2 separate regions of the Homo sapiens genome follow, and region 2 is linked to region 1. The links are chromatin contacts, found by Hi-C in ENCODE. All regions are on one chromosome and are shown on one strand. Each heading gives the region's core, a stretch centred on a gene start or an enhancer-like site at or near the end of the contact. The rest is flanking DNA. Distances are from core to core; before and after follow the strand shown.

Evidence for each region. A loop is a pair of places that touch in the nucleus more often than their neighbours do. Pooled maps may share reads with other maps.
Region 2: a loop to region 1 is called in a map of OCI-LY7, with 10 times the contacts of the local background. The contact joins two enhancer-like sites. A Hi-C loop is called at or near these places in 1 of 168 maps with a recorded cell type or tissue (OCI-LY7), 2 of 37 single-sample maps with no recorded cell type and 2 of 50 pooled maps.

What each region holds. Positions count from the first base shown.
Region 1 is chr2:60,839,037-60,843,707 of GRCh38, reverse strand. No RefSeq gene overlaps it. Among named protein-coding and RNA genes, the nearest start is that of REL-DT, 40 kb to the left of the region's middle. RefSeq lists an enhancer at 2,220-2,639. Within about 2 kb of position 2,752, at least 5 of the 41 ENCODE cell types and tissues checked have a DNase peak (open chromatin) inside an H3K27ac peak, as active enhancers do; they include OCI-LY7, where a contact is called at or near this core.
Region 2 is chr2:64,912,936-64,917,196 of GRCh38, reverse strand. The region is part of intron 1 of LINC02245 (long intergenic non-protein coding RNA 2245); the gene reads left to right. Among named protein-coding and RNA genes, the nearest start is that of LINC02245, 17 kb to the left of the region's middle. RefSeq lists enhancers at 103-152, 523-712, 1,626-1,705. Within about 2 kb of position 1,901, at least 6 of the 41 ENCODE cell types and tissues checked have a DNase peak (open chromatin) inside an H3K27ac peak, as active enhancers do; they include OCI-LY7, where a contact is called at or near this core.

The DNA.
Region 1 (4,671 bases), core at 1,503-4,002:
GCATCTACTAAAATTGAACCAAATCCTACCCTGCAATCCAGCAATTCTGCTCCTCAGTTTATACCCAGATAAAAGTGTGCGCACATGCACTGGAAGGCACATACAAGGATGTTTGCAGCAGCATTATTTGTAATTGCTCAAACTAGAAACAACTCAAATGCCCAGCAGAACAGACAAATTGTGATATACCCAGTTATGCAAATATAAAAAAATGTATGCTTTGTGATAATTCACTGAGTTGCACACATGACTTGTGCACTTTTTTGGCTATTTATATATTACTTCAACTAGAAAACAAAACTGGCTGGGCACGATGGCTCATGCCTGTAATCCCAGCACTTTAGGAGGCTGAGGCACAAGGATTGCTTGAGCCTAGGAGTTTAAGGCTGCAGTAAGCCATGACTGAACCACTGCACCCCAACCCTGGGCAATGGAGCAAGACCCTGTCTCAAAAACAAAACACACACAGAAAAAAAACAAAAAGCAAAACTGCTGCTTAGTTTCCCACCCCAGACCAATTAAATTAGAAGCCTGCGGGTGGGGCCCGGGACAGGTGTTTTCAGGAGTGCAGCCAGGGGTGAGAACACTGCCCTCTCCTTTGTTGGTGCCATTCCGTCCCAGGGGGAAGATCGAGGACTGTGTCTGGGTGCTGCTGAAAGTGCCTCTAGGTGGTGGGGGGACAGGGCTGTCTTCGGGAGGGAAGGAAGGCAACAGGAATGGCCCACACCTCCACACCTCTGAAAGTGAGGACAGGCTTCTCCCCTGAGGTAGTGAATGAAGACTACCACCAGCCTTCAGGGGCTGCTCCTGACCGTCCTCCCTTAAGCAATTCCTGAATTTAATTTCAGGCTTACTATTCAGAACAGTTGCAGCTTTTCGGTATTTTTATTTGCCTGGTCCTTTGTGGAGGTTTTGTCTCTTCATTTGTATTTTTGTGTTTTACTGTAGTGGCCTAGTTTAAATTCTTTTCTGTCTTCCTTTTAATACTATAATCTCTTAGCCTACAAATTAAACAACCACATCCAATTGTGCCATCATCTGCCAGGTGGTGTGGGCTGGTTTTCTAACTCTTGTCCTACATGTGAGGGACAAATTCTGAATGCATGCCACTCTTAGTCTTCGCTATTCGCGACTATTCTCAATTAAGAAAAGGCTTATAAACGTGGAGACCCTTTAGTATCTCCTGACTTTATTCTGATTTCTTTTTTCTATGGATCTCCTCTGTGGAGATATTCTGGTTTCATAAATGAAAAACATTTATGGGTCAAGCTATGTAGCTTGATAAAAGATCCTACTACAATTTTAACAAATCAGGGGTTTTACCAAAATAATACCACTAGACCTCAACTTAAATAGCATTTTAACAAGACTGTGGCCTCTTTAACATTTGTTAAAATAGCTAGATATAGATTTTTAAAGTTATTTTTATTACATAATATTGAAGATATTATCAAAAGAAATAAACTTTGTTATAATTCTAAACTCATAGCAAAAATTATATAGATTTTGTGTATTATATAGATTATATAAGGACCTTGAAATAATGCACAAATGTCTTTCTAGATGCAAACACATTCTTCATATGACCATTATAATTTCTGAAAGAAAATCTGTATACATACATATGTATTATGTGGGAAAAAAAAGCCATCTACTGTGGCTATCATCGGATTATGAATGATTTCACATGTTTTCACTTTTTTTTTTTTTTTTTTTTTTTTTTGAGGTGGAATCTCACTCTCGTCCAGGCTGGAGTACAGTGGTGCCATCTCGGCTCACTGCAACCTCTGCGTCCTGGGTTCAATCAATTCTCCTGCCTCAGCCTCCTGAGTAGCTGGGATTACAGGCACATGCCACCATGTCCGTCTACTTTTTGTATTTTTAGTAGAGGTGGAGTTGCACCATGTTGGCCAGGCTGGTCTCAAGCTCCTGACCTCAGGTGATCCACCTCCCAAAGTGCTGGGATTACAGGCATGAGCCACCGCGCCCGGCCTGTTTTCACTTTTGTTTGTATTTTTTTGCTTCAGTAAAAAAGAGTTGAGAATAAGTAGAAAATAAGAAATATAGGCATCCTTCTGTATGTTGCAATGAAGGTCTTAATAGCAAAGAAACTGGCTTCTGGGACCAGCAGTATCAGCATCACCTGGGAACTTGTTAGAAATGCAAATTCTTGAGCCCACCCCAGACCTGCTAAATTAGAAACTCTGGGGGTAGGTCCAGCAATCTGCTTTAAGGAAACCTCAAGGTGACTCTGATGCATACTAAATTTGAAGACCACTGTTCTAAAGGATAGCACAAAACCAATTTGGCAAATGCTTAAGAGAGATCCAGTCTGGGAATAGATGTTTTGTTTTGTTCAATTTGGTCTCTGCCCCTTCCCTTCCTCAGCCAACCCGATTCATCTTGCTGCAATCAAACCTGTACCAGTGTTTCTCAACCCTGGCTGGGGAGCTCTTAAAAATGCCTGTGCCCAGGTGTCTCTCCAGGCCAATCTAATCACACCCTCTGTGGATGGGTCCCGGGCATCCAGGTGCTCCTGCTGTGCGCCAGGCTTGACAAATTCTGTTCTATATTCAGGTACTTTTGCGGTTGAAACAGATGATTGTTAACACCTGCCCTCAACTTCTTTCATTTATTTCCTGCAGACTCTGTGAAGCAGAACTCGGGCCTCTAGCGTCTGCTAGTCTAGATCTAAAGGTGTTTCCTGAGGGACAGTTTGGCCTGGCATGCAGGTACCTCTGCAGACCACAACAGTGCACCGAAAACACCCCCTCCCAGCACGCACACAAGTCTGGCTCCTCAGCCAAACATCAAACACCAACACTGCTGCCCATGCCAGATGCCAAGTGAGATAATGTGTGTTATACCCTTAGTGTGTTACAAAGAGAAAAGATTAATAAATGTTAGCTATCCTTATCTTCATTATCTAAATAAGGCATGTGGATCTCTTTTCATTTAAACTCACAAAATACCTGCTTAGAAGGCCTATCATGGTTGTTTCATCTTGAATTTTGTAACCATCAACTTTCATGTGAAGCCAGTGAGGGACCACTCACAGTCATGAGGGATGTTCTAAGCCAGCAGTTCTTAAAATGTGTATCACACGGGATCTTGTTAGAAATGTAAACTCTGGGCCCGGCACGGTGGCTCACGCCTGTAATCCCAGCACTTTGGGAGGCCGAGGCAGGCGGATCACGAGGTCAGGAGATTGAGACCATCCTGGCTAACACAGTGAAACCCCGTCTCTACTAAAAATACAAAAAATCAGCTGGGCGTGGTGGGCACCTGTAGTCCCAGCTACTCGGGAGGCTGAGGCAGGAGAATGGCGTGAACCCGGAAGGCGGAGCTTGCAGTGAGCCGAGATCACGCCACTGCACTCCAGCCTGGGTGACAGAGCAAGACTCCGTCTCAAAAAAAAGAAAAGAAAAGAAATGCAAACTCCGCTAGGCCTGGCGGCTTGTGCCTGTAATCCCAGTGCTTTAGGAGGCTAAGGTGGGAGAATTCTTCAGCTCAGGAGTTCAAGACCAGCCTGGGGAACATAGTGAGACCGCCCCCCACTGCCCCCACTCCACCACTTCCCTGCTCATAAATGAATGAGTAAAAAGAAATGCAAATTCTTTATTTTATTTATTGTTTTTGAGACAGGGTCTCACTCTGTTGCCCAGGCTGGAGTGCAGTAGCTCCATCTCGGCTCACTGCAGCCTCCATCTCCTGGGTTCAAGTGATTCTCCTGCCTCAGCCTCCCGAGTAGCTGGGATTACAGGCACCTGCCACCATGCCCAGCTGATTTTTGTATTTTTAGTAGAGGTGGGGTTTCACCATGTTGGCCAGGCTGATCTGGAACTCGTGGCCTCAAGCCATCCACCCGCCTCAGCCTCCCAAAGTGCTGGGACTACAGGTATGAGCCACCATGCCCAGCCAAGAAATGCAAATTCTTGAGGCCTACCTCAGTACTACTATATCAAAAACCCTGGAGGTGGTGCCCAGCCACCCATTTTCACAAGGCCCCCTGTGTTTCTGATGCATGCTCAGGTTTAAGAACTGCTGCTCTAAGCCTTCAGCCTCTCGAGCTTGTTGGAAATGCATGACCTCAGGCCCCACCCCAGATGACTGATTTAGAATCCCCAGGTCATTCAGATGCACATTAGAGCTTGAAAAGCACTGCTCTCGACTGTCCCCCACGGTCAGATTAGAATTAGAGCACCAGAAAGGGGTACTCTTAGATCAAAGCTTCTCGGCACCCCACAGAAATGCTGTCACAAGACAACAATTTAGGTGTAAGAAATCAACACATGAAAGACATTTCTGTATCTGTGAAAAAGAATTTTACTGCCATTCACCATCCCTGGATAAAGATTCTGTCAGCTTTCTTAGAGTTTAGAGCAAGCACGTGTGTCCTTTTTTAGAAAAGAAGGTGAAGTTATGAAACTCATGATACCTAAATTGCCAGGACACTTTCATTTTAGCTCAATTCTTTTTTTATTTTTTGAGATGGAGTCTCGCTCTATTGCCCAGGTTGGAGTGTAGTGGCGTGGTCTCGGCTCACTGCAACCTCCGCCTCCTGGGTTCAAGTGATTCTCCTGCCTCAGCTTCCCGAGTAGCTGGGATTACAGGTGCCCGCCACCATGCCTGGCTAATTTTTGTATTTTTAGTAGAGACAGGGTTTCACCA
Region 2 (4,261 bases), core at 652-3,151, 4.1 Mb before region 1:
GGCCGAGGACACACATCTAACCACCACTCTGTCCTTCCAGTCACCTGCTCAGCAGAGAACATTCCCTATAGCAGGGCTTCTCAAACTCACACCTGCAGGAGGCACTGGGGAATCTTGTTAAAATCCAGATTCTGATTCGGCTGATCTGGGGTAGGGCCCAAGAGTCTACGTTTCTTTTCTTTTCTTTCTTTCTTTTCTTTTTTTTTTTTGAGACGGAGTTTCACTCTTATTGCCCTGGCTGGAGTGCAATGGCACAGTCTCAGCTCACTGCAACCTCCGCCTCCTGAATTCAAGCGATTCTCTTGCCTCAGCCTTCCGAGTAGCTGAGACTACAGGCACCTGCCACCACGCCTGGCTAATTTTTGTATTTTTAGTAAAGACGGGGTTTCACCATGTTGACCAAGCTGGTCTTGAAGTCCTGACCTCAGGTGATCAGCCTGCCTTGGCCTCCCAAAGTGCTGGGATTACAGGCGTGAGCCACTGTGCCCAGTCTGAGCCCAGTCTACATTTCTAAGGGCTCCTAGGTAATGTGGTGCTGCTGGTTCGTGGACCACACTTGGAGAGGTGAGGCCCTAGAGCAGCTGTCCAGTAGAACTTTCTGTGATGGTGGAAGTGCTCTAACTCTGCGCTGTGTCATACATCGCCACTGGCTGCAGGTGCTATGGAGCACCTGAAACATGGCTACTGCAACAGAGAAATACATTTTAATTTTAGTTCATTTAAATTAATTTGAATTTAGCCACATGCACATAGTGGCCTCCATACTGGATAGTGCAACATCCATCATGAGTGGGGGCTCAGGCTTGTCATTCAAGAGCCAAAATACCATGGTAGGTTAAAGCAAGACTATATAGGGTAACAAATTTTTGGAGTCATTAGAGATAGTATATTCAACACTGCTGTTTTACATATAAGGAAACTGGCCAGAGAGGCAAAGTGACTTGTTGCAGAGCCACAGAGCTGTTCCTGGCAGAGGGAAGGCTTCAGGTTCAAGGACAGCATTCTCCCTACCATGCCACATTTTGTTCTAGGCCCACTGACCTTCAAAAGAAAAATGTACATTTCCAATTTTGGGAAATCCAAGCTGGGTGTGGTGACATGTGCCTGTAGTTCCAGGTGCCCAAAAAGCTGAGCTGGGAGGATCATTTGAGCCTGGGAGGTTGAGGCTGCAATGAGCCGTGATTGCACCACTGCACTCCAGCTTGGGCGACAGAAGGAGACCTTGTCTCTAAAAAAAAATAATAATAAAAAAAAATAAAAGAAAGAAAATCCTCTATAAACAAAATGTAGCTGTTGGTAATAGTCAAATGCTATTTATTACTTTATACAACGTTTGAGGCAGTTAACCAGGTTTAAATGTTATCCAATTTCCTGAGGGAATTAACTGATTTTTGGCTACATTTGCAAGACCTGCATCACACGAAAAGAATCATCCCTTTTTATGGGATGTTTTGCAACACGAAGTTCTCTGGCAAAACCAAATTAAGACCAACCCCTGTTCAGGCCTCCCTGGTGTGTAGCTGGTGTCTTACCACATGGACTTCAGTGGGTACAGGTGTGCAAAGCAGTGATGGTACTCAGACAGACAACTGAACAGGTTGTTCTGTATCACACTGGAATGAAGGATTTACTTGATCTTTGAAAACATTTTTTTTCTGGTTGTAAGGCAATATATGTACATTATATAGAACTTGAAAATTGCGGGGAAAATACTGTGTTAGTTATTTGTTGTTGTGTAACAGGTTATCTCCAAAACCCAGCAGCTTAAAATATCAAACATCTGTTATCTCACTATCACTGAGAGCAGCTCAGCCAGGTGGTTCTTTTCTTCCTCTTTTATGGTCTCGTCTGAAATATGCTGGGTAGTTCTGACTCAGGGAGTCTCAAGAGGTTGCAGTCCAGATGTTGTCAGGGCTATTCTCATGTGAAGCCTTGGCAGGTTGCAGGATCTGCTGCTTTTTCAGCGTTGTGATCATAGCTCACTGCTGCCTTGAACTCCTGGGCTCAAGTAATTCTCTAGCCTCAGCCTCCCAACTAGCTGGGACTACAGATGGATTGCATCAGTGGCCTGCTAGGGTCTGGTTCTAAGCTCACTCATGTGGCTGTTGGCAGGAGGCCATGGCTGGGCCCCTCTATAGTGCTTCTCAGGACAAAATTTCCCTTAAGAATAAATGATGTGAGAGAAAGAGCAAGAGAGACAGTGTCCAAGATGGAAACTACAGCCCTTTATATAGCCTCAGTGGGGAGTGACGAACCTTCACTTCTGCTGTATTCTATAGGTCACCCAAACTCGCCCTGTTACAGAGTGGGAGAGGGCCACACAAAGGTCATGAGTACCAGAGGTGGGGTCGAAAATAAAACTCACCTGCAACCTCACTCTCCATAAACAATCACCGTGACATTATGAGGTGATTCCATATACATCTATTTACATGTACAGATTTTTTTCTGACTCTTACTTCATATGTTATTGTCCATATTTCCCCTCTATCTCCCTTTTCAGATGGAAATCCAGCTTTATTTAACCTCCTTTCCCTGAGGAAGAGGTACATTCAATGTTTATTATTATTATTATTACTTTGAGACAAAGACTTGCTCTGTCGCCCAGGCTGGAGTGCAGTGGTGTGATCTCGGCTCACTGCAACCTCCGCCTCCCGGGTTTAAGCAATTTTCGTGCTTCAGCCTCCTGAGTAGCTGGGACTATGAGCACGCATCACCACACCCGGCTAATTTTTGAAATTTTTTTTTTTTTTTTAGTAGAGACGGGGTTTCACCAGGTTGTCCAGGCTGGTTTCTGGTTTCCATGTTGCTGGTATCCCCTTATTCGATTATTTCAGCAAGGCTGATGTACTTCTTCCTCTTGAAAAACTTAAACTCATTCAAGAGTATGTGTTCTGAGGGGCAGGTGGGAGAGAAGGAAGAAGGCAGAAAGGAGAGGTGAGAATGGGGGGTGGGTGGTGTGGCAAGACTTCCGGGGTGACGCTGCAGAGGGTGCCTCTGAGGAATCGAGTCTCCGGGCCCACCAAGATTGATTCGTGTACCCCAGCCAGATGGGGGGCTTCCACGGACTGTGTGGAGTGGAAGAAGGCTGTATCCATGGACTCAAAAATCACAGGAGAATGCCAGTGTTTTGCAGCTATGGACGAGAGACCCCAGCACAACCATGGCAGTGGGAAACCCTAAAAATAACTGGGGACAAATTTTTATCAGGATGAATGAGAGCTCAGAGGCAGGACTAAGTTGATTAAAAGGAAATAAAGGAATCAAATATGTCTTGCCCATATAGTTTGTGGACTTATTCATACCTGCTACACACACACACACACACACACACACACACACACACACAACATTCTTTTCAAACTGTCATTTGTAGTCTTATTTTTGTATCTACCTTTTTTTCACTTCGTTTATGTAATGGACATGATGTAATGTCATTATCTGTACTTCCCAACCGTGTCCACAAAGTATTTTGTCATTTAGATTGCCACACATCACAATACGTCTGGCTTCACCTTCTGGGAGCAAGAAGCCAGGTTGCATTCCTTTTACTACCTAGAGATCCCACGCCCTGTGAACATCTCTGGAGAAACCTTCTCTTCCCTCCCAGGGAGCCCTTGGCCTTCATACTCCTAAGTCCTCATCCCCAGATACCTGCTCAGCCCAGCAGGCCAGCCAGTGCTGGGAACTCTCACCTGGGGGCCGGAGAATAGGGACACTGCTCCTCCCTCAGGAGTCTGGGGCTTCCTGGCTGCCACCAGGTGTCACCAGCAGCTTGGCAGGTGGGTGCATTTCCTGTCCCCAGCCACAGCAGAGACTCAGGCTCTTTCCTTCACCCTAGAATGGAGCTATTGGTTACCATGTGCAAGTTTTGTAAGAATGAAAGGATAAAGAAAAAAAAAGATGAAAATTATTGCAGCAATCATTGAGGCTGGCCACTGCATATTCTTATTCTGCCCCCCTGGAAGCATGGTGAAATCGTACTTCCCCGCCTTCTGAATCAGTGTTGGAGGCCAAAGAAAAGCGAGTGGAAGTGACACAGGTCACTTCCCAGTGGCAGGCTCACCAACCAATTTGCAATTTGCCACATTTTCCTTCTTCCTGCCACTACTGCTGTCCCGGTTCCAGACGGCGCCACTCCATCCGCTAGGCTCCCTGAGTAAGGAGGACATGGAGGACAGTCCCTAGCCACCCCAAGAAGGGCATGTAGGATGGATACAAAATAAATCTTTGTGGTTCTAAGCACTGAGATTTTGGCGTC